Regions from separate parts of the Homo sapiens genome. Here region 2 is linked to region 1. A link is a loop called in an ENCODE intact Hi-C map of the cell type or tissue named here. Cell type or tissue: MCF 10A. All regions are shown on one strand. Each heading gives the region's core, and the rest is flanking DNA. Links, peaks and the distances in the headings are about the cores only.

Region 1 (12,707 bases), core at 322-5,321:
AAACATCAGCAGGGTTATCTTGAAGACTCAAAAAGATCAAGAACTCAGATATCTACCACTTCTTCACTTCACTGGTCAAAGTTTCAGCTTTACCTCAAAGACATTTTTGAAGTTATAGGATGGTTGCAAGTAGCACTCTATCTACATGCTTCCTCATTCACGTCCCCCTGATGTCTCTACCTAAAGAACAAATGAGAACTTCCCGAGAAGCCATCAGCAAACCTTTACTCATATTCATCTCTAAATGGATCAATGGCAAGAAGTGGGAGGAAAGAGGATTATTCTTTGGAACTGAGAATGAAGTCAGCCTCCTCTAATGTACCTGGCTGCTAGGAAAAGAAGGTTATTAAAGAAACCACTGTTCTTTTATGAAGAGGTAAAGCAAGAGGGAATACATGATGATTGGACAGACACATGTTGTGTGTTTGAGTATCTATACATATACATACATACATTATGTATTCCTAGTGCTCCACAAAAGAAAGGGAACATAACGCTAAAGAGCTAAAGGAAGAAAACCCAAAATCTGGCTTATAACAAAACATCAAGAACATTTTAGAATACTACATTATTTTCATGACAATATGTGTGAAAACTTGATTTCTGTGGAAATAAAGTAAAAAGACACAAAAATGAAAACAATAACTGAAAAGACAACAGGATGGGATTAAGGACTACAGACAGAGAAGAAAAGGATGCAGTGTAAAATAACAAGAATAAACTAAAACTAGCATTGCAATAGTGCTATTAAAATCTACATTGGGGGCAGAAAAGTGGAAAACTGGTACTGCAGATAATCAAAGCAGTATGATCTAGGAATTAGTTATACAGATATGTTTAGTTGATGAGAACTCATTAAGCTAAATACTTGGTTTATGTAATTTTTTGTTTATTGTACTTCAATAAAAATTTTAAAACTGCATCTGTGATAAGAGAACAAAACTGAGAAACTATCCCAGAGATAAAGGGACTAGAGAACAGAAATTAGACCTTAAAATTTCAAATGTAACTGAGAGAGAAATCAAAATACTTTGAAGTGGATTAACAATAAAAGACAGCTGACCTATTTTTCTTGTTGAATAAGACAGGAGACAGCATATTAAAATGGATGACTATCTTTTAGTCAACATTAATTTTAAACGACATACATCTAAATAATGATGAAATAATTAACTGTGATTGGATAAAGAAAATGTGGTACATATACACCATGGAATACTATGCAGCCATAAAAAAGAACAAGGTAATGTCTTTTGTGAGAACATGGATGGAGCAGGAGGCCATTGTCCTTAGGAAACTAATGCAGGAACAGAAAACCAAATACTGCATGTTCTCACATATAAGTGAGAGCTAAATGATGAGAACTCATGAACGCAAAGAAGGGAACAACAGACACTGAGGACTCCTTGGGGATGGAGGGTAAGTTGAGGGAGAGGAGCAGAAAAAAATAACTAAATAACTATTGAGTACTAGGCTTAGCACCTGCATGACAAAATAATCTGTGCGACAAACTCCTGTGACACGAGTTTAACTGTATAACAAACCTGCACATGTACTCCTAATCCCAAAATAAAAGTTAAAAAGAAAACAAAACAAAAAGAAGAAAAACAATAATAAAAATTAACTGTGGATACAAGGAAAACATAAAAATATTAATTTATATTAAAATATTTTAAAAGACATAAAAATAAACAAATTTAAAAGATACAAATAAATGCCAAAAGAATATCAAAATAATAGAATTAAAGTTAAAACATTTTGAATATAAAAGACTGAGACCCTGAAATTCTGTGCACAGAGAAACTGTCATTCAAATTTGTAGATAACAGAAAGAGATACTACTTATGATAAGTGCATAGCCTAAAAATACTTAAAGATAAACTTCATGTGACTAAGGGAAAAATTATAATATCATTGGGAAGAATATTAGTTAAATAGCATAAAATAGTACATTATCAAATATTAGTGGGCAGATTATTAAAGAACTGGTCATAAACATTAAAACCAGTTCAATTTGAAAGTATGGCTAAATCATTTTGCAAAACAGAAGACACAAAATACGACAAATTGTTCAAGGTTATTCTTCAAAAATAAATTTCCAAAATGTTAAAATAATAATTGGATGACAACAATTTGTTCCCAAGCTCATGATTATGTTAGCAAAGACCATGCTATCATGGAAAAGATGAAATTTTATTTAAAACATGCTAAATTCTTTGTCTTACATAGTGGGCAATCAAAACAATATGATTTCACTTTGACCTTGGTAATTAGAGGAGAATAGATTAAAACATTTAAAAAATGTTTTTAAGTTTAAAAGTAGCCTAATGAAAACAAAATATGGAAATTCCAGAACACTGGTGGAGATAAACATCAACAAAATAATATACAAAAAATACAAAAATTATTTTTAAAACACCAATTTAAAAAAACCCACACTCTACAATAACAGAAAATGAGAAGGTAGGAGCAAGGCACTACAAATGGTATAATAATAGCTATATATATGCTTAAACACAGCAGTAAAAGGCAAGGACTCAAAAATTGTATTACAAAAAGGAAGTTTAAAGATATTGTGAGGTAGCAATTTATTCGGATACAAAACTATATATAATATAATTTCAATTTCTCTGTGTATATGTATGTGTGTGTTGGGGAAGGGAAGAATAGAGAAAAACAGAGAGGAAAAGAAGGGAAGGAAAGCAGAATAGATATACTAAAGTATTTTTAGGTGTGCGATTAGAATTTTTAACTTCCTTTATTTCTTTTCTATATTTTCCAAATTTTCTACAATGAATATGTTTTACTTTAATTTAGAAAAAGATAACAGACATATTTCAAAACAGAAACACAAAAGCTTTTAAGTCTTTAAGAGTCAAAAGGAAACTTAAATCAGGGCTGGATAGTATCTGAGTGAGAAACCTTAAATCAGGGCTGGATAGTATCCGAGTGAGAAACCTTGTACATCAAAGTGAGGAGAGGAGTTTCTGTTTATTTTGTTTGCACATTTTATAATTTACTCTGGAAGGAAGAAGCAGGATAGGTTTTGTAAGAGTTCCAGAGATACAAAAGAGATTTAGTTAGGAGTGTATAGTTTCTGTTTTTAAAATGTGTCTTTGTGTATTACATCATCATCATCATCATCAAAAAAAAAAAAATGCTCTTTTACTTCTGGTTCTGCTACTCTAGAGGCCAAGATGGGAGGATTGCTGGAGCCTAGGATGTCGAGGCTGCAGGCTGCAGTGAGCCAAGATTGCGCCACTGCTCTCCAGCCTGGGTGACAGAGCAAGACCTTATCTGTTTTAAAAAAAAAAAAAAAAAAAAAGCTCTTACATTCAAAATCTCTGACCCTACTTTTATGGCACAATGCTGTGAAGGATGCACCACCATCTAGTGGTTACTCCGGTTAATTGCAGAACAATTGATTGATGGATGAGTTCATTTATCCATTGGACATAAATAGCTGTTTGAGCACTTGCCATGTATAATATTAGGCATCTAGTGAATCTTTTGGTTTTATTGACTTGGTCCTCACATGTAGTAGGCAGAGTTCTATATGACTCTATAGCTCCCAATGATCCCCATGTCCAGGCATTCACATCCTTGGATAAGCCCCTCCCCTTGAGTCTGGACTGGAACTAGCAACTTGCTTCTAATCAACAGAATATGGCAAAGGTCGTGAGATATCACTTCAGTGATTATGTAACAAAAGATCTTGACTTCCACCTTGCCAGAAGACTCTGTTTCATAATGACTGTGGTCAAACTGCCATTGTTAGAGAAGGCTCACTGCCACCAAGAAACTGAGATCCTCAGTCTAACCACCCTGAAGGAATTTGTACCTGCCAAAAACCACACACATGAACTTTGAAGTGGACTAATTCCCTGTTGAGCCATCAGAGGAGACCCCAGCCCTGGAGGACACTTTGATTGTAGCCATGTGAGAGACTCTGAAGCAGAGAATACAGCTAAGCCATTATCCACTGAAACTGTGAGATAATAAATGGACATTATTTTAAGTTGCAGAGTTTTGGGAAAATTTGTTATGCGGCAGTAGTTTACTAATACATGACAAAAACTTGATGAGGAAAGTAGCATTATAATCTCTATTTTATAGAAACCTAAACTCAAAGAGATTGAACGATTTAACCAAGCACACAGACTATGGCTAGCAGAGTCAAAATTCAAACTCATATCTACTTGATTTCTTACACCATGTTCTTTCCAACAGTGTAATGCTGCAACCCTATTTGACTATTTCCTATAAGCCAGGCACTGTAAAAAACACTCATGTTCCACAGATGAAAGACATCAAGGAGCTGACAATCTTTTGTGGGAAAATGACAACTAAACTAATCAACAGTTGCATTAAAGTACCCTAAATGCTACATTCATTAGAGTGTTATAAATGTGACATTAAAATGTCCAAAAATGTGCATCTAACAGCGTGGAGTTAGGGGATAAAGGTGGGCTTGAGGGAATGGGGCTAATCAAGGAAGATTTCCTCAAGTAGATGGCATCTGAATCATTTCATGGAGGATGAATTGGAAATAACAGATGAAGAAGGTGAGCATTGCAAGTGGAGAGAATAACATAGAGAAATACATGGAGACTTGAATCCTTCTTTACTTCTGAAAGAAATAGACAACTATTATACATATATATAGTCACATATATAGTCTATATCTGCATATTACACACACACACACACACACACACACACACACACACACACACAATCATTTCCTGACCCCAGCTCCTGGCAATCTATTATCTCTGTTGTCCTTGGGATTTTACCCCTTCCAGAATGTCATATAAATGGAAATATGTATATATAGTGCCTCTACTCCTTCCCTGGGATACAGATTGATTTCTTTAAATATCTTCCTGATAGGATTATCAAACTTATTATTTTCCAAGCTGAAATAATCACTTTATACCCAAACCTCTTCCTTTTCTTATGTTCGCTGACTTGCCGAATGACTCCACCATTATTCAGATTGTATAAATTGACCATAAATTTGACCATTCATCTAACAATTCTATTTCCCTGTCCTAGCTGTGTTCAATGTATTGCCAAGCCCTACTGATTCTTTCTTCTACATCTCTTTAATCTATCCTTATCTTCCAAAGCCCTACTATTTGGATATCCATCACTTCTCCATATCATCTCCCAACCTACCCGCCTTCCTTCAGTTTTGCCTTTTTCAAATTTATCTTCCAATTGATACAAAGGTAAATACCCTAAAATACAAAAGTGATGCCCTTGTTTACAATGCTCAACTTTACTTTAAAACAAACGAGTCATAAGTAAATAGAAAATGAGAAAGGTATTCTAAATATGGGAATCTAAGCAGCACCAATATTTAGGGGGTTGAGGAACTTTTCATCACGCTAAGAATGCATGATTAGGAGAGAGCAGCATTGTGGAAGAGAAAGGGAAAATATTTCAAAGGAGAAGTTATTGATTATGCTAAAAGTTGTGAGAAGTCATAAGAAGAACTGAGGATGAATTTTGCAATCAGAATGTTTTTGCTGACCTTAACAAAATGAGTTTTTTGTGCAGTGGTGGAGATAGAAACTGGATTACAGTAGGGTGAAGAGTGAGAAACTGGGGTTAGGATGGACATCTCAGAGGCAACAGAGGTCCAGGTCACTTCCACTTTTTTAAAGTTGAGTTTATTGATATGTAATTCACTTATAATTCATCATGTTAGGTGTACAAAGGTATACACTGTGCGACTACCACCACAATCGAGCTGTAGAACACTTCCTTCCCCTCCAAAACAGTTCTCAATGCTCTTTGTTTTCAATACCATGCCCTAATTCCAGCTCCCAGCAACACTCCATCTCTTCACTGTCCCTAGAATTTTACCCTTTCCAGATGCAATATGAATGGAGTCATACAATATATAGCCTTTTGAACCTTGCTACTTTCACTTAGAAAAATGATTTTGAGATTATTCTTTGTTGTTGCATGTGTTAATGGTTTGGGTCTTTTTATTGCTGAGTAGCATTCAATTGCAAGAAGGTAAGACTGTTTATCCATTCAGTAACTGATGAAGATTTGGGTTCTTATCAGGTTTTCGAAATTATGAGTAAAGAAGAAATAATCATTTGTGTACAGGCTTTTGGGTAGAAGTATGTTTTCATTCTCATGGGTAATATGTATGAATTGGGAGTGAGATTGCTCAGTGTGTTACAGTAAGTGTATTTTTAGTTTTATAAGAAAAAAATGCCCAACTGTTTTCCATTTTACATCCCTGCCACCAAAGCATCAGAGTTATTCCACATCCTCTCCAGCATTTGGTATTGTCGATTATTACATATAACCTACTCTCTCTCCTTCCTTCTCTCTCTCAACACATACACTAATACATGTATATAAAATAGTTAATAGTTGCATAGTGATATCTCATGTGGTTTCAATGGACATGTTATTGATATTGAGTATCTTTTCATGTGCTTATTTGCTATCTTATGTGATGAAGTATTTATTTAAATTTTTTGTATATTTTTAAACTGGTTTGTTTACATTCTTGAGTTTTGAGAGCTCTTTAAATATTCTGAATATCAATATGTAAGAAAAAACATGTTTTGCAATATTTTCACATTCTGTGGTTTGTCTTCTTATTTTTTTAAGTGTCTTTCAAAGAGCTGAAACTTTTAATTTTGGTGAAGTGCAATTTATCAGATTCCCTTATATCATTTGTACTTTTTTAGGTATAATTTTAAAAATCTTTGCTGAGCCCAAGATCCCAGATATTTTCTGTGTTCTCTTCGAAGTTTTATATTAAATCTGAGTTTTAATGGAGTTAGTTTTTGCATTTGATTGTATAAAATTTGAGTTGAAGTTCATTTCCCTGCAATATGGCTGCATGCATTGTGCTAGCTTTGTTTGTTGAGAGGACTTCCTTTTCTCCAGAGATTCGCTTTACACCTTTGTTTAAAATGAATTAATCATAAGTGTGTGAGCCTATTTCTGCATTCTTTATTGTGTTTATTTCTATCCTTTGCCAACTCTACATTATCTTGATTGCTGTGCTTCTATAACAGATCTTGAAGTCAGATAGTGTGAGTCCTTCAACTTTGTTCATCTTTTCCAAATTGGTTTTTATTGTTTTATTTCCTTTGGCTTTCCATACAAATTTTAGAATCAGCCTATCAATTTCTACAAAAAAAAATCCTATTGATATTTTCATTTGGATTACATTGAATGCAGAGATTAAATTTGCAAAAATTAACATTTTAGCAACGTTGAGTATTTCAATCAGTGAACGTGAAATATAGCTCATTTATTTGGGCTTATGTAATTTCTTTTATCAGTGTTTTGTAGTTTTTGGCATTCTAATCTTGCTACTATTGTTAAATGTATACCTAATTATTTCATTTAAAAAAATTAATAGTACTTTAAAAATTTCAGTTTCAAATTGTTCAATGCTAGCGTATAAAAACAACTAATTTTTTATATTTACTTTGTATCCTGTGACCATGTTAAAGTTATTTGTTCTAGTCTCTTTTTGGCAAATTCTTTGAAATTTTCTGTATAAACAATCATGTCATCTGTTAATAGAGGGGGTTTTAATTACTTTTTTCCAATATATGTAACTGCTATTTCTTTTTCTTACCATGTTGCACTGACCAGGATCACCAATACAATGTAGAATAGAAGTGGTAAGAATGAACACCTTTGTGTTAATCTTGATCTCTGGGGAAAAGCATTCAGTCTTTCACCATTACTATGTTAGCTCTAGGTTTTTTTGTAGATGGTCATTTTCAGGCTGAGGAAGTTTCCTTTAATTCTGTTTGCTGAACGTTTTTATCATATGAATGTTGAGTTTTGTTAAATGCATTTTTTTCTGTATCTATGGAGATGATCACATAGATTTCCTTCTTTGTTTTATCATGGTGAATTACATTAATTGAATTTTAAATGCTGAATGAACCTTGCATTCAATGAACCAGGGAGGTCCGTGCTGGCACACAGTAGGTGTTGAGTCATGGGCATAAGGAGGGAGCACTGGAGCACAGAGAAGACCTGGGGTTCCTTAAAGACTAAAAATTATAGGGAGAGGGGTATGTTGAATCACCACCTAACTTTTATACAGTATTTATCTCATGTTCCAACTTGGGACTTATTTCCAGGTAATCTGCTCTGTTAATTTTTTACATTTCTTTAGTGCATATCATGCAATCTTCTAAGCAGGCTGCCAAAAGCATGCACCTAAGGTGGGAACATTTCTGGCTTATGAATAATTTGTTTTTTTGCTTCCTTGTACGGTAAATATCAGGGTTTCAAATAGTTTCAGATATTATGTACATTACTTGGAGGTCAGAAGAAACTTGTAGAAAGTTATTTCATTCAACTCTCACTCTCAATAATCTTGGGTTACATAACATTTACTAATTTACATAAAATTTTCACTGATGGAGATAGAACAGTAATTTCTTTTAGTTTTTCTGCTGCATGTACTCTGGAGACATCCATTAGCAGCTGTATTTAGATTCCAGCTTAATGTGGAAACTGTAATCTCAAGCAAGTTACTTAACCTCTGAGGCCCAGCCTTCCTCCTCTCTAGAAGGTGGTAGCAGTAACAATACCCCAGGGTTACTATGCCAACCATATGGTACAAACGATGCTCCTTGATTGCCTATTAAGTCAGAGTTATTTATTTATTTAGTTGCCTTAGGAACTAACCGAGGCATAAAATAGAGAAATAACTTGGAGATACCCCATCTTATTTGAGTGCAACCTAATATGCTTGCTCTTATGGTATAAAATGGGATTTCTGTGAATGGTTTAGACTCCCTGCTGAATAAAAATGTTATCTCCACATCTGGAGAAATAGGGACTGGCAGCTAATCCTGTCATTAAACAGAAATAGTGTCCCTGTGTTGAAAGTGACTTTAATAAAACTGAAATCAGAAAAGATTCCTTGAAAAGGAATGGCAAAAAACATAATAAATCTATAAAAATTAAAGAAATAAATTAAAATTATATAATTTAAATTTGTATCATAATTGCATTAATTATAATTTGAGTGTATAAATTAATACATAATTATAACTTATTTTAATCATTGTGAATGTAGGTAGTTTTACAATATCTATGGTATGTAGATATAAAAGGTATACAGTTGACCCTTGAACATCATGGGGGCTGGGATGCCGACCCCTGAAGAGTAGAAAATCCACATATAACTTGCAACTATCCCAAAACATAACTACTAATAGCCTACAGTTGACTGGAAGCCTTATTGATAACATAAATGATTAACACATATTTTGCATGTTATATGTATTATACACTATATTATCAAAATAAAGTAATTCAGAGGAAAACATGTTATTAAGAAAATCATAAGGAAGAGACAATATACTGATTATTCATTAAGTGAAAGTGGATCATCATAGAGGTCTTCATCCTCAGCATCTTTACAATAAGTAGGCTACAGAGGAAGTGGAAGTAGAAGGGTTGGTCTTGTTGTCTCCAGCATGGCACAGGCAAAAGAAAATCTGCACATAGTTGGGCACAGGCAGAAGAAAATCTGCATATAGTTGGACCCATGCAGTTCAAACCCATGTTGTTCTAGGGTCAACTATATATAGTGCCACCCAAACCGCTATAAATTTTGTGGAAAGTTTAAGAAACGATGACTAAACACTATTTATATATAGGGAGATTCTAAAACTAGTCTTAAGATCATTATCGTAGTTTTTGTAAAAAATTTAACAGAAGCACCTTTTATTCCTATACATTCACTTAACTTTATTCTGTTTTCTCGATACATATTGAAATACATTTATAGATTTAAGCAGTTTTGAAAAAAGCAGAAGAACAGATAAATGTGCCTTAATCTTTATAAAAACTCTATTCTTGTTGATGAAAGCAGAGGTTATAGTGGGCTATGATTGGAATAATATGTAAATTACATCGGGTGAAGCATGGTCTATAGTATTAGTTTGAACTAATTGGGTGATACTTTTTTTGGTAGAGAGTTTGGTCATTCAAATCATTTAAATCCTTATACCTTTTCTAGTAAAATAATAGTGAGAATATTTCTCCATTAATTTCACCTCTTACTGAATGTTTTATCTTTCAAAAAAAATGACTACTTTTCAAGAAATTAATGAGAGTGCCTGGCATATTCATCTAGATTTGTAAAGGAAGACTGAAAACAGCCTCGCTATTTCACTGGAAATATTAGCTACTGAGCCACTGTAGCCAGCCCTTCTCTTGCTATGCTGTTGCTGGGCTTCACTTGAGAATTTTCCATCTACTATATAGTAGAAGCTGAGATTCTGAAGCCATTAAGGTAGGAGGAGCAAACCTAGCTTTCAGAAGTCATTGTTTATATTAGTTTCCATGACTACTTCTAGAAAGAAAGATAACACATTGTGCATGCAATACTATTTTTTGGTACTTTTTGGTCCTGCATTCATTGCTGTGCCTCTTTTGCATGTGCTTTTAGATGTTAATCTATTTTTTCCTCTCTGCATTCTTAACTGTGTTTTAAAATGTCCTGTTTAATTTGATTAACAGCCCTAACTATATTTATGTTGTAAAATATATACTCAGTCTAATTATGTAGTATATATTTTGTTATTATTGCACAGTATATGCATTCATACAACATATATTCCCCTGGGAACATTAAGTACCTTTTCCCTGGATATTACTTCATCAAGTGCCGAATTTACAAGCTACCTGCATTTATAAGCTGATTCCCTACTTGGGCACTGTTGTGGCAGCTCCAGAAAATGAAATTCCCAACTCTTCAGTTACACTTTCTCATTTCAAATAATACTTAATTCCTTTGCAAGGACAGCTTCCCTAGTCCACTGAAGATCTGGTGAACTTTGCATATTTTATGTTTGATTCATAGTATTTTTAGTGTTGTATTTTATTACAAGCTCTGTAGTCATATTGATTCACTTAGGTGAGGCTTTAGAGCCCCATAGTTTTATGTTTTGCATCTTATAAAATAGGAGTTTCATCAAAAAATATTTATCCTGTTTCTCTTTTCCCTTTTAGTTCCTTGGGTCTTTTCTTGAGATTGAACAATATTGCTAGCAGAGTTTGGAAAATGAATACCCAGTGCTGTGTAACCTATTTCTTTACAGCTCAGAGCATGTTCAAGTAAAAAGAATTGAAAGATGAAAATTATGGAAACAAATTATCTGAGTTACCTTTATAGTATCAGTTCCTATTCAACACAAGACTTATTCCAGCTGTCTATAATTATGATCCTGTTAACCTGGTTTTCTCATTCAGCCATACAATCTTTGAGGTCTTAGCTAGACTCAGATTTTGAGCCCTTTTCTCACTTTAAAGAAGGAAATTATATATATATGTGTGTGTGTGTATGTGTGTGTGTATGTATATCTTTGTTTTTTTGCCTTGTCACCAGAGTGAAAACTTAGGACCTCAGGTGTAGAGGAAGTGTAGAGTAAGGACCAAAAGGCCTTCAGGTACTAGCAGCACCACCCTGGTACCTCTAATTGCATGTAGTGAGAAGCTACCCAGCTGCTTGAGTTCCCCTTTTCCCTAGGATTTAGACACCACGAGATGCTGTACCAGCCTTGTAAGCCCTCTGCTGGCCTCATTCCTAATTTCTCATAGTTTCTTGAATACATTCCTCAGAATAAAACCTGTTTTTGCACTGGGCCCCCCAAGTTTCAGCTACAAATTCTGTAAGCAGATCTCCTACCACATCGAGACCTGGACCCTCTCAGATACTGACTCTATCCTAGACTTGAACTTGAGTTGTCACCCTGCTGTATATTACTGTAGGAGGGTCTGTTGCTTCCTTCTTAATATTTTTTTCTGAATTCTTATTTTTTCCTTCACTAACTCACCATCAGCTCTTTGAAAGCCTTTCAATTATGTCAGCACACTTCTGAGAACTGAGAACTGGTTAAGTTCAACTCCAATAAACAAGAAAAACTCAGCCACTTGGATGTGCAAAACCCAAGAGTCGAATTTATTATAAAGTTCCAGGATGCAACTATCAGAAGTAAAGATGCCTGCCACTGTGTGGTGTTATATATGGTGCTTGCTTTGCTTGTTATCAGGAAACCACAAGGCAACTACAAACATTTTTTTTCCATTTGAACTTCTTCTGATGTAATCATCTTCCATTACAGTGACAACTTCACAGCAGAAACTTGGTTTGCTTTTTTATACTCTTCAAAATGATACCATTAAACAACTCTTCTGAAAGAAACAGAAGAAACCACAAGAAATTTATGAGCCTCTGTCTAGCTATAGACTCTTTGCCCCTCTATCAAAGTTGGTTGAAATTAGCCTGTGGGATCAATGGTTATTATAGGAGGTGGACAGGCCAACAAGGCAAATGATTTTATAAGGTTTCTGTCCTGAGGATATCACACTAAAAACAAATTTATTTTCACTCCAGCAATCTCTTAAGGGAATTTCAGAATGTTGTCTGTTTGATGAACACCACTATTGAGGAAGATTGGGATGCTTCTAATATGCCATAAAAGGAATTGTGTTTCTGGTCTCCAAGCGAATTCTCCTGCTTGTTCTAATTACAATTGGCATGTACTCCTTTGTGCTGTCTACCATGAAACTTTCTGCTTGCAACTCTTTGCCTGGAGAAATAGTTTCTTGAGAAAGTATTTCAGCAATCCTTAGAATTTTTTTTAATGTTGTCACAAAATATATGAAGCTACAATGCATAAGTG
Region 2 (12,707 bases), core at 4,508-9,507, 63 kb before region 1:
CATTAACTCAAGCATGACATATTTCCTCTTGTAGACCTTTAGGGAAAGGGCCCAGTGACACTGAGATTTGACATGTGCTGTGACATTGGTCATAAATAGACAAGTTTATTTCTGCATTCTACAAACTGTGTAACCACAATGCTAGCTAGAAGTAGAGTGGTGGGCCAAACAGTCCCTGGCAGGAGCCATCATAGGCATTAGATCTGTAAAAATAAGTATCAAGAAAAAGCCCTGATAATTCACAACCTCTCTCCTACTTAGGATACCAGATTTTAGGCAGAAGCATAGATGCAGCTAGAGGTTTGAGGACATTGCTTTCATATTTTTCTCTCCATAAGCAGGTGGTATAAGTGATAGCATTGTTTTCTTTGGAGCACATGGCCTTGTGAATAAAAATTATCGCCTCATCTCATACAAGAACCAAATCCCAGCAGCTCAAACTCAGTTATATTTCATTATGCTTTGTAAATTTATTGTTGAAAGATAATGGCTAGCCATTTCTTCTGACCCTGTGTCAGTGGTTTGCCAGATGTTTTTAACACAGAAAATGCTTTAATTCTCCTAATAACTCAACTAGGTAGGTGTTACTATTTGCTGTCATCTTCTTGGGGAGACCTTCCCTGACCATCCTCTTTGATTGCAATCAGCTTTCATTCTCTCAAGCATTCAGTACCATGTGAAGTCTATAGAGTTTTTGTGTGTATCCTGCTGTAATGGAAGCCCCATTCAGGTGCAGATATTTGCCTTCCTTGTTCCCAATTGTTTCCCTGGCACCTGGAACAGTGTCTGTTCCACAAAGACATTGCAGACTGCCACTTGGCAGAAGAGAATTAAAAGTTAGAGCTTGTCTAGCAGCATGCAATGAGCTATTGACTTTATCAACACAGAGCTTCTTCCTCTTGGGATTTTTACGTAATAAAAACCTCACCATGTGTCCTGCAGAGGAACGGAAGCAGCAAGGGGAGGTGCCATCTCTGAGGTGCTGCTGGCAGGAATTGGAGTGGCAGATAAGGGATAATATGACCAAGGAGCCAACCAGACACGAGCATTATTCCTTTTTGTGAAATCAACAAACAATGTGTTTGTTTTTACCTTTTCCTGCCCCTCGTATCTAGAATGGAAACGTTATCACGTGATACAATCAGGAGCTGCTAGTGAGGATTAAAAACAAAAATAAAGGTAAAAAATAAGCAGGAGCCAGCTATCATTTGCTACATGTGAATTATTCTTTTTGTTTCCGTTAGGTGAACTACTGGACATTAGCTTGGCCTATTTTGGTCTCAGAAAAGCTGTGTGGACATTCATGCTTCTCTCCCTTTTTTTTCTTTTCTTCTCTTTATTTCATTTTAGAAAACAGTGGTTGCTAACTAAAGATTCAGAGCGTGTAACTCATTCAGTGCTATGAGCTGCAAACTCTTGTAGTTTTCAAAGCACATCCTTTTCATCTCTTCATTACTCTATGCCCAGACCCATTTGTAACCAATTCCCCTACAATTCTGTTCTAATTTCTCTCTCTGCATTCCCACAGTCACAATCCTGGCCCAATTATCCTCTCCCTAGGTAATTCATCTATTCTCTACACACTTTTATTTCCTCCAGAATCTACATCCTCCATCCAGCCCCACAGAAAAAAATGACCGTACTTACGTGACTAGGAAGTCGTGGGAACGAACTATATCAAACCTGTCCATATCAAATATAAATTGCCAATTTTGATTTTATTTATTTATTTATTTTGAGACAGGGTCTCACTCTGTCGCTCAGGCTGGAGTGCAGTGGCATGATCTTGGCTCACTGCAGACTTGACCTCCCGGGCTCAAGCTATCCGCCCACCTTGGCTTCCCAAAGTGCTAGGATTACAGGCGTGCGCCACTCCACCCAACAATTTTTAAGTTGAGGCTCTTTATTAATGAGTCCCATTTCCTCATGAGGGTCATCACCAGTTGCAGCCTAGCTAGTGCCGGGGCCGGGGGGTTCCAGCAGAGCAACTCTCTCTATCTGCCACTTTTCAAACAGGAATCACCTGTTCCTCCAAACCACTTCTCTATCCTGAAACATGCCGTTTATTCAATCATGCCTCTCCTCTTTTTAAAAGATAATTCAAACTTTCTCTGTACTTTGCAAAGCCTCTCCAGAGAAGCCCATGTGACTCCACTCACCTGTAACTCTTACACAGCAATGTCCAGGGCCAGCACATTTTTGAGAAGAGCTGTAGCTAGGCCTGCCTGGCATAACATATGCGCATGAATGTGTAGCTGTTGTTCAATGTGAGTTAAGCCAAATCTATCCCTTCCTTCAGGACTGTAAGGCATGACTATTTGTTACTCTGGAACTTCCCAATAATATAAAATGCAGTGCTTTGCCCAAGTGGCTGATCAATTATTATCGACTCACACACTTGTAACACTGATTGCCCTGTTTAACACATTACTAAGTTCTTCTCAGTCATAAGAAGAGTTCTATAGAACCCAGAAAGTTTGTTGGTGGTGAAATTCATTCATTCATTTTTTCATGCTTTCATTCACTTACTCAACAAATTATTACCGAATGCCTTCAAACTTTCAGACAGCATATTAGATCCTGGAGATATGGAAGTAAAAGGCATAACCATTATCTTTAAAATAATTCACTGTTTAGTGATAGTGCCTGGGGGTGGGGCAGCTATATAAAGCAATTACAGTTCCATATGGGTGGTGTTAGTTTAGAGGTGAACATGAAGGAAAAACAAGGAGAAAGGAAGGTGCCTCATGGGATCGCTAAGTTTCTCAAAGGAAGTTGCTGGGAGAATGAGGTAAAGAAGTATGTTTTAGGCTGAAGGAATCACCATGATCCAATTGCTTTAAGGAGAACAAAAAGCATGCCTGTGGTTCTGGGATATTTCCTGCATGCCTGGGAAACTTTACAGAAGGATAACTCCTTATGCAGAGCCACAAATGGAGAAGAACTAGAATAGGAAGTGGCAGACAGCTCATGTGCCAGGAAAGTGTTTACCAAAACTGGGCATATAACCCATCTAGATACCATGTCAAGAAACCTGATTTCCTGTCTCTCAGGAGGGCCAGAATGGAGGGAGCAATTTCATGTGTACTCACTACTGGTCCTTTCCTAGGCTGATGACTTATACCACTTATTTTCAACATAGTAGCTTCATTATTTGAGTTCCCTTTTTATGTATCTGCTGGGTCGTCTACTAACTTGCATTTTGTAGTGTAGAAAAAGATTGGAGTTTCTTCATATCCCATTTCTGCCATACTAAATAATTTTAGAAGACAAGGGATAAATATGCCAATTGATTTTATACAGAATTCCAAAAGCAAGAGAATATTCAGTGGCAAAAGAATTAAAAGGGCAGGGGACAGTTTGAGATAAAAAAAGATACTAAAAAGACATGCCAAATGATGATTAAATGCAATTGATTGTATCCTGGATTTAAAAAATCTATAAGGGACATTATTGGGACAATTAGAAAGTCTGAATATGGATAGTATATAAGATGTTAAATTTCTTGAGTGTGATACTAGCATTGTGGTTATAGAAGGAAGCCTTCTTTCTTAAGAGATACTAAAATACTTAGTGGTAAAGTGTCATGACATCTGCAATCTACTTTCTAATTACTGAGCAAAAAAAAAATACATGTATATGGACAGAGATAAAGCAAAGGTATCAAAATGTTAAAAAGTTGGTAATCTGGGTTAAAGAGTTACACGCATTAGTTGTAACTTTTTTTCAATTCTCTTTAGGTTTGCATTTTTTTCCAAGCAAAATGTTGGAAAAGTAATAATTTAACAAACAATTTTTATAAGGAAAATAGTTCCTCCAACCCCCATATTTGCAGATCTTGCTTCTTCCATTACCCCTTCCTTGGCTATACCAGGCCTTGCTTATTTCTCTCTGCTCTACACTTTTATTGCACAATAAATCTTGCTCTCATTGATGGTCTTATCTCCTCTCCCAGACACTAAGATATGGATCACATCACATGTTAGTTTCCTCACATATTTGGCCCTGACCCTGCCTGCCTGTGCCTTGCACGGTGTTGGACACACATTGGGTGTTCATGGACTTTCTTATGATCGACTGGTGTCACTGCTCTTAACCTATAAGCCGTACCTTGGCTCTCTTTTCATTCAGATTTCTTTCTTCTTTCCAACTTTCTTCAGCTAGTTAAAAGCTGCTATTAATTCATTCTCACATTACGCAGAAAAAATAATGCAGGATCCCTGACATCCCTACGGCTTATCACATATCCCTTCAGCAGAGGTAATCTAGTCTGTGTCATCATATTTATTGCCCCCAAATCAAAACCAGTTGCCAAAGTAATGAAGGTCTATTGGTTTGTGTTGACTTAATCCATGTCAGAGGAGCTTTAGGAGCATATAAGGATAATTTGACCAGCAAAAGGAAAGCCATAAAAATGATCAAAAAGCCAATAGATATGCTGAGAACACCAAGCTTATTTTACTGAGGATTTATGGCCAATTTATCAGAAAATTATTTGGTCCAAGCCTACATTCGAATAAGTCTCTCAGTAATTCAGCAAAGATTCAAACCTCTGAAAAAAAATAGCCTCCTATAATGAGATACCCTAGTAACCCCTAACTTGCAGCACATGTACTTTAATTTTCAACAGTTGTGAGACTGCAGTAAATCCAGTTTTTGAATCACTAGTCCCATTTATGCCTCAGACCTGCATTAAATTACTAGAGCCTGAACTGCCTCAGAGCAGAGCCAATGCATCGTCCCTTCAACCTGCATAAGTGTTGATTAATCAAATAGGGCTTAAATGTAGGACATACCCCAGATGGTAGCAGTGCCAACTCCTGCTGTGTCCCAGCAGAAGTGGATGCCAAACCACCAGGCTCTGCCACACTATGTCAGCTTTGCCCCAGGCCCAACTTTGGAGGTTGTGTTTTATTGACCAGACTCAAATTGGCTTCCCCTCATGTAAGTGATAAAGTGTGGCGTCAAGTCACCCATGTAAAATATATTATTTTAACTTTGACAGCTTGTCATTGAAGTCCTTGTTTATATAATCTATTGTGCCATTTACTCTATTCTTATTTTAAAAAGCAAACACAGAAATAAAAACCTTTCCTTTAGTGTTTCATTGATGAATGTCTATACCTTGCACCTTCTCTTAAATAATCTCAAAAGTAGCCATTTCTATTGTCACTGTCAGTTTACATCAAATTATCAGACTTTCAGTTTCGAACTCTGCCTAGTGGAAGATGAAAGACACACATCATGCTTTAATGGGTAGCCTTTCACTGCACAGCCTTTTCTCTTCAAAATAGTTTGAGACTTGGTATGTCTAAACAGAGATGGATCCTGTGAAGCTGAGAGGCTGGTCAGATCCCAAGTGAACATTTCTAAAATCTATGAACTCAAAGCAACTTAAAACACCAAGCAACCTGACAACCAGCAAAGATAGAAACCTTCATATTATGAGGATTTATTGAAATAGTATTTAGTTTTAGAACTAAAGGTTTGTTTCAGAAGTCAGGCTTTCATAAGCCATTTGGTAAAAGTCTATAGGTTTTAAAGTTAGCAGGATTAAAAAAAAAATAAAAACAAACCCTAAACCTTATGTATGACTTTACTAACAGTTCACCTAAATACGCAAAAGCACAACAGAAGCAAAGGCTAGGTTTTCATTTGTATTGAGGAATCTAAAGCATTTATTCTTGGAGGGGACAAAAATAAAGTCTAACAGCATTTTCCTATTAGTTTAAAAATACTGCTGAACTAAAATTTCTCCATCTCTATGTATAAATTTAGCACAGAATTTAATAACCTGCTATAAAATTAGATCATACAATAAAGCTAAAGTGGTTATTTTATGCTTTGGGATCTCTAAGTCTGTGTTATATACAGTACATAGGGTAATTATGATATTCACAATGACCACATCTTTTTTTGAAATAATAGTTTGAGACCCTTGCCCAAGGAAAGGTGGGAAGCAGAAGTGACAAGAACTCTGTTCCTTTGCTACAAAAGGCTCAAAAGACAAATTGCATGACAAGTTCTCTTCTCCTTTAGCCACTGGTTAATTTTTGGAGACTGTTTTAATAAAATGAAGATCAGGTTCTCTGTTTTCTAAGCAGCTTGGAGATCTATTTAAGAAAGAAGCTGAGATAACCTGGCTAATGTGCTTGATTATATTTTATTTCTATAATTTGCTATTCATACTCTCAAAATATAGTTTTTTTTCTGGATAATTCTTGTCTCATACTTGGTATCATACTGACATGAATTATTTACATTATTTCTGAATTTTGAAGTAATTGCTTAGAGAAAGTATTCCTCTTAGTGACTTAAATAATCTGAAACAGGGAAATTTTATTTTTTTAACTCCCAAGGAGACATAGAATTGAATGTTCAAACTATAAACTAAGCCTCTTCAATTTTGCAGTGCAGCGCAACTCTCTCTACTTTTTCCCATACCCCAAACAACACTCCCACTGCCCCTTTAAAAAAAAAAATACTTCCCTTGGGTCTATAACTTTTCTATTCAATCACCATTTAGATTGCTTGTCCTCAGGGATATGGCTGAGTTAGGAGCCTCAGGAAGAAAACCATGATTAGTCACTAGGCCTGAAAAATCCTCCCCAATCCTGTTTCCAAGGATTGATGCCAATTCTCCAAACGTGCTCAGTGCTCATGTTCTTTTCAGGGTCATTCGGCTTGTACAGCACAGATTAAACACACAGCCTCAGTATTTTCAGTGTTGTGAGGAGACGCATTTACATTCCACTGACGGCGTTGGGTGTAAAAGGAAGCCATCTGCTGTGATTTAGCAACACGAGGAGGAGCTACAACTTTGACAAGCGAGAAAGAGTTGCAACACAGCTCAACTCAGTCCAGGTCCTCTTTGTGGGGTGGACCTGAGCAGAAATCACCTCAATATTAAAAGGCATTTTTATTAAGTAGTTCTTAGAAGTTGGTCTTCTATTAAATGTTTCATTGTTCTCTTTCACTAAAATTCGTTTGCTGCTATTTGTTAGGGTTCTTTTACTAGTTTCAGGAACCCAGAGTAAATAGATTAATTCTATGACAAAGATGACAACTAGGTCTTTGATTCTTTGAGCATTCGATCCAGGTAGTTAATCTTTCCTGTATCTGGTTCATTCGCTACACTGGGATTACCTGTAAAATACGTTAGAACTAAAAGGTGGAACATAGGGATATGGAAAAAGTAACTACAAGCTGAGGATTTAATATTTTCTGGCATTTTAGATGTCATCTCTTAATTTTCACCACAATCTAATGATATAGAGATTATTGCATGTATTTAAAAGATGATTTAAGCAATTTGTCCAAAGTCACACAGCTAGTAAGCAGCTTAGAATCCAAATTATCAGGGCTTGTTTAATTACGCACAGCTGCATCCTTAGATAGAGCACTATATAAATGTAACCCCAAATCTACCCCATAATTTCAACTGTATTACCCTTAGTTGGCATATCTGCAGACTGAAAGAAGAGTAAAAATGGTTATTTTATATTTCAGGTCTCTTACTATGCACAGTGCTTATGTAACCAATCATGCTTCTCTGATTACTGATGTTTGCTTAGTGTGTGTGTGTTTTGTTTTTTTTGGACTTTGCATGTGAGAATAACTACAATAAAGTAGGCTGATGGGTGGAAGGGTTTTGTTTTCAGTTCTAGGAAGGTGCCTAGCACACAGCAGGTGTCAGGAGGTAAACTGTCTTTACAAACAGTGTCTGCATAGACCTAGAAAAATTCAGCAGGAGAACAAAGAAAAAACTCCATAATGCACAATTTTCAGTCCTATGCTTTTAACATCCCAGTATGTCTATCAAGAAGTAAAACAACTAAACAATGAAGAAAATCTCCCAGGGTTGTGGCTCTTATAAAACAGCCATGTGCTCCCCTCCAGTTTCAACACAATATCATCAGGCGATGATTAAGAAGGTAGCTGTTTCAGTGCTTCACAGTGTCAGGAAACAAGGTATCAAGCCAACAACTTCCTTGTTAGGTGCAGCACTTAGATTGCAGCCATGTTTTGCTTCCAACTGTAAATATTAATGGTGAAGAAAAAAAAAAAAGATCTGCATTGGCTATAGGCTGCCTGAGCTCAGCATATTACATGACACTCTGGCGTTATTTGCTGAGATGTAGATAATTGTAATTCCTGTTAACAAGTTTCCATGTATTTTCACTCCATCAGCAGGTTCTTGAATCAATGCTTAGATTACGTTTGACTACATCAGCACAATTTGACTTTGATGGAAAGTTTGAAATTTATGTGTAATTAAAAATTATACATCAATTTCCTAATTTTCCAGAAAAGGCAGCTAATCCTCTTGGATGCCGTAGCATTTATACCTTGTCCCTCAAAACACACTGGCTCCTTTGCCTCGAACTCCCTAAAGGAGTGCGTAATGTTTTTAGGACCAAAGGGAGTATTTCAGGGCAAACTGAGGGAGTCCTTTCACATGTCACCCATTGCCAAGAGGATTTAATGTTTCCAGAAGCATAGGGGAACTTCGGAGTTGTTTTTGTACTCCTTTTGAGACACTAAGTTTCAAAACCATTTTAAAGGAGCTTATATTTCCTTATAGATTAATGTAAAAATGGCCTGAAAATAATTTAAATCATTTATTAAAACATACACACATATTCCACTATATGTAAGATATATCAGTATTATTTATGGTGCCTGAATTCAATAAATGCCAATTGATGAGGATGGTAATACAGTCATCCATAAAATGCTCCTAAGTTTTTTCATTGCAGTGGCACATTTCTGCCTATAAAAAGTCTAAGGCAAAAAGCTTATTCTACACTATCATGTACAAAATCAAGAACGACAACATTACATGTGTATAAAATGTGGAAAAGTCAAACTATTTAATTTATAAGAACATACTTTTGCATTTGTGTAGCATAAATTCTAATAGGCATGTCCTCCGCGATGAGTTCCTGCAATTCATGGCATGCTGTGCTTTTGTCTTTATGTACAATTTCAAGACTCATACATTTCTATCTTGAGAAAACTATTCAAACAACATGCCATCTTTTCCTGTCAACTTCAGAGTTCATGATGTTTTGCAGGTGCTGAAATTTTTTTGAACTGAGCTGACAAATTAGATGGCATTGTAAAACAAATGCAGCACTCCTGGACATAAATGATGAGTAAGGTCTGATATATCCAGGTGCGACTTGGATTGTTTGCCAGGTAGAGGGGAAAGCTCTACAGATTCATGTGTCGAGCCCAATCTGGACCTCACTTTTAACCAAGAGAATGTAATAGGAGCTTGTGAATTGCAATGTCTGATCAATGGAATGAGTAAATCAGTGGACAGGTCTTTAAAAGGAAATTGACCAGTGATGATGGTTCTTGTTATACGTCTCTCTAGCTTGCAGTGCCATGAGAGCTAACACACAGGATGCAGCCTACTCTTCTGTCACAGAATATTTAATTTGAAGAGGCAGCCACTCAAATGCTTTCCCTTTATGCACATGTGCATCACCTTCATGGCTCTCATAACCCACCCCAGGCTCTTTCCATCCCAGAGTGCCTCTTTACAAAGGTGTGCATTTTCTCCATCAGAGTAGTCCTCTGTCTTCCCCAGCCACGGCCTGTCCTCCCCAGCCATGGTGGGAATCCTATGAAATACTCCTTTTCTGTTTCAAGGCAGAAGACTAATCATGCACAATTACACACAGAAGCTGATCCTCTTCAGCTCACCTCACAATGTGAATGTGAAGCTCAATGTCATTACTTAGAGTTCTGCAAATAAATCTTTAAGTTGAGGGGCTTACATTGGTATCTATAATTTGAGAGCATTTATATTGGTAATTAAGTGGCAATGCAGTTATACCAGCCAAACACACACAACCTTTAACTTCAAGAAGCTGCAAATATGGATAATTTACATATTGCCAGCTGTGATTATCTTTAGTGTTCACAGGACCTAATGGTAAAAACAAATAGATTCTGGATCCTATTAGGGCCGTAGAGCAAAATTTACAATTTCTTTCCCATTTACATTCCATATTTGCCCCTAGACCTGTTCTTTAAGAAATTCCAGAGTTCCCTGGACACAGTTGGTCCCATGATAAACTTGTGTTTTTGTAAACTATGTGTAATGGCATCTCTTCTAAAACACTTATTTTACAATTAAGAAATATTAAGACTTCTAGAATTTTCTGGTAGGACAGTCTGCTTAAAAACAGTCTCCAAATGTTGCACTTCACAAACTAGGAAACAGAAAACCAAAATTATACACTGGAGAAAAAAATGAGGATTTGAGGTTAAATGAACTGTGTGACCCCAAGTAAGTCACTTCACTTCTTTGGGCCTTCGTTTCAGCATCTGTAAAGTGGAAATAACAGTACTATGATGGTTAGAACTAAATGAGGCATTGCATGTTGAGTGCATGTGATCATTATGGCCTAATATCAGAGAAGGCACAACCCTTGGCTGAAAGAGGCACCGTAAGAATCCTGGTCATCTGATGCAAGCTTTCTTGTGCACTAGACTGTTAACTCCCCTCAGGTAGTGAAGGGTCTGCTTTTTTAATCTTCTGGCTTCCTTAGCTCTGAAAATAGATTGCACTAATCACAGAAATGTTCAAACCAACCACTGCTCAGTATAAGGCACCTTTTATATTGATCTGCACAACTTAGAAATTTTCTGAAGTGAGTAAATATAGTTCCTTAATTTTATGTACATTAAAATGGTGAGTAATAACATCAGTCTATTGCCCCAGAGACTCTTTTTTAGTGATGCTGATCCAGGGAATTTGCTCAATTTTTAGTGAAAGAAGACTTAATCTGATCATATCTGAACCTCCCCAGAACAAAACATGTCTTTGGCCCTTTGAGAGAAATAGGAGAGCATCATAGGTCTAAAAACCTTCAATTAAAATCCTCAATTAAGAACTTTAGAAAGATTCAAGTGAAGTAAAAAAAAAAAAAAAAAAAAAAGAGGGGGGCTTAAAGCAAGACTTACTAACAAAACTATGCCTAGTGAAAACTTCTAATTAGCAGAAATCAAAAATTGGACTGAAGATTTTGTGGATTTAATAAGCTAGTTTCAAAAACCAAACTCCCAAAAAAATCTGCTCAGGAAAAACTTTCTGTCTACATAACATTATATATTTTAAAAAATTCTGGAAGAATAAACAGTTTGTATTGCTTTGAGTTCCAAAATGAAAGAATTCGTCTGAGAATATAATTCAGGAGTTTTTATTGATAAATCCATCATGAAGGAAAGATGCTACCATTTTGGTGTAAGATCCTGCCATGGTCTGAATGTTTATGTCCTCCCAGATTTCATTCACTGAAACCTAATCGCCAATGTCACCGTATTAGAAGATGGGGCCAATTAGGTCATGAGGGTAGAGCCTTCATGAATGGGATTGGTGACCTTATAAAAGAGGTCCTGGAGAACTGCCTTGTTCCTTTGTCATGTGAGGACACAGAGAGAAGAGACCATTTACGAACCAGGAAATGGGTGGTTCCTCACCAGACACTAAATCTGCTGGTTAGTTGGTCTTGAAGTTCCCAGCCTCCAGTACTAATACCCTTCTGTTGTTTAAAAGTTACCCAGTCAATGGCATTTTGTTACAGCAGTCCAAACAGAGTAAAGTAGGTCCTTTCTAGTCAGAAAGTGAATTGTAGCCATACATAATCAAAACCTGTAGGAAACATTTGAGAAGAAAACATGGCATATACCTAAATCACAGAATTATAGAATGATTCTTTCTTCTCTGGCTGGATTTTTACCAAAGTTTGGTCGAGGGAATCCATCATCTAATCTTTCTCTTAATTTATCCACTTCTATATCCTACTATTTCCTGACATTCTTTATCTATTAAAATCAGGCCTACCTAGTCTCTGTTCTTCATCCCATCCAAACTTTTTTTTCCCACTATCACATCTTTACTTGCGACATTTTTCTCTCTTGAATGTGCTCCCATTTTCTGTTCTATAAATAATCTTTCTCATATGTCATGGCCTACTTTAATTTCCGTATCCTCCATGAAAACTTTCCCTCTTGCAATAGCTCATAGCGATCAGACTTCTGTGAATTTATACTGTGCTTTTACTCAGTAACATAAATTAGGGATTAATTGTTTTCAGGATGTTTTGTAGTTTCTTTTTTCTTGACAGCTAGATTATAGTTTCCTTGAAAGTATTGTCATAAGAATTATATGTTATCTTTTACAGATTCCCTGCTCTCCTTCTTCTCTCCCTGTGTACTACCCATTGCCAGATGTATTGAAGAAACAAACGTGTGGATGGAATGGTGACTTTGGGAAGATGCTTGCATTCTTTCAGCTGTAGAGAATATGTGGAAGGCACTGACTCCAGCAGCTCTCTGCATTGCCATGGGACTTATGAAAGGACAGAACATTGGATTTCCTGCCTAGAAGCCCAGAATGTCAGCTTATCCTGTGGGGAGCAGTTATTGCAGATGAAGGTGGCTTATAGGGAAGATGAATTGGCAATGAATAGGTGGGAGTGGACAGCATAAACCCTTCAGGCTCAACTGAATTTGGAAAGAAGAGAACATTTAGAAAATTTGTTGTAAGGCTTTTCTGACAACTAGATTTGTAAAAAAAAAGATAAGCTTTAGTGTTCTTAATGGCACTTTTGGGGCAAATGCAGAAATCTTCATCCATGTCCCTAAACTCCTGTGGCTGCTGTAGGGCTCCTTCTACTTGTAAACTCTAC

The links. A loop is a pair of places that touch in the nucleus more often than their neighbours do. Peaks named below come from ENCODE experiments on the same cell type or tissue, not always from the same donor. Only the 100,000 strongest peaks of a DNase experiment are listed, where the experiment ranks them.
Region 2: it touches region 1 in a loop (5-fold over the local background); 1 of 110 quality-filtered maps calls a loop at or near these places.

What each region holds. Positions count from the first base shown.
Region 1 is chr1:197,390,923-197,403,629 of GRCh38, reverse strand. All of the region lies in intron 5 of CRB1 (crumbs cell polarity complex component 1), which reads right to left. Among named protein-coding and RNA genes, the nearest start is that of CRB1, 130 kb to the right of the region's middle. In MCF 10A, for the core only: CTCF peaks have their summits at 3,184 and 3,383 (motif pointing left); a DNase peak (open chromatin) is centred at 3,369.
Region 2 is chr1:197,458,250-197,470,956 of GRCh38, reverse strand. The region is part of intron 11 of CRB1 (crumbs cell polarity complex component 1); the gene reads right to left. Among named protein-coding and RNA genes, the nearest start is that of CRB1, 200 kb to the right of the region's middle. In MCF 10A, for the core only: no CTCF peak of the experiment used is centred there; a DNase peak (open chromatin) is centred at 6,726.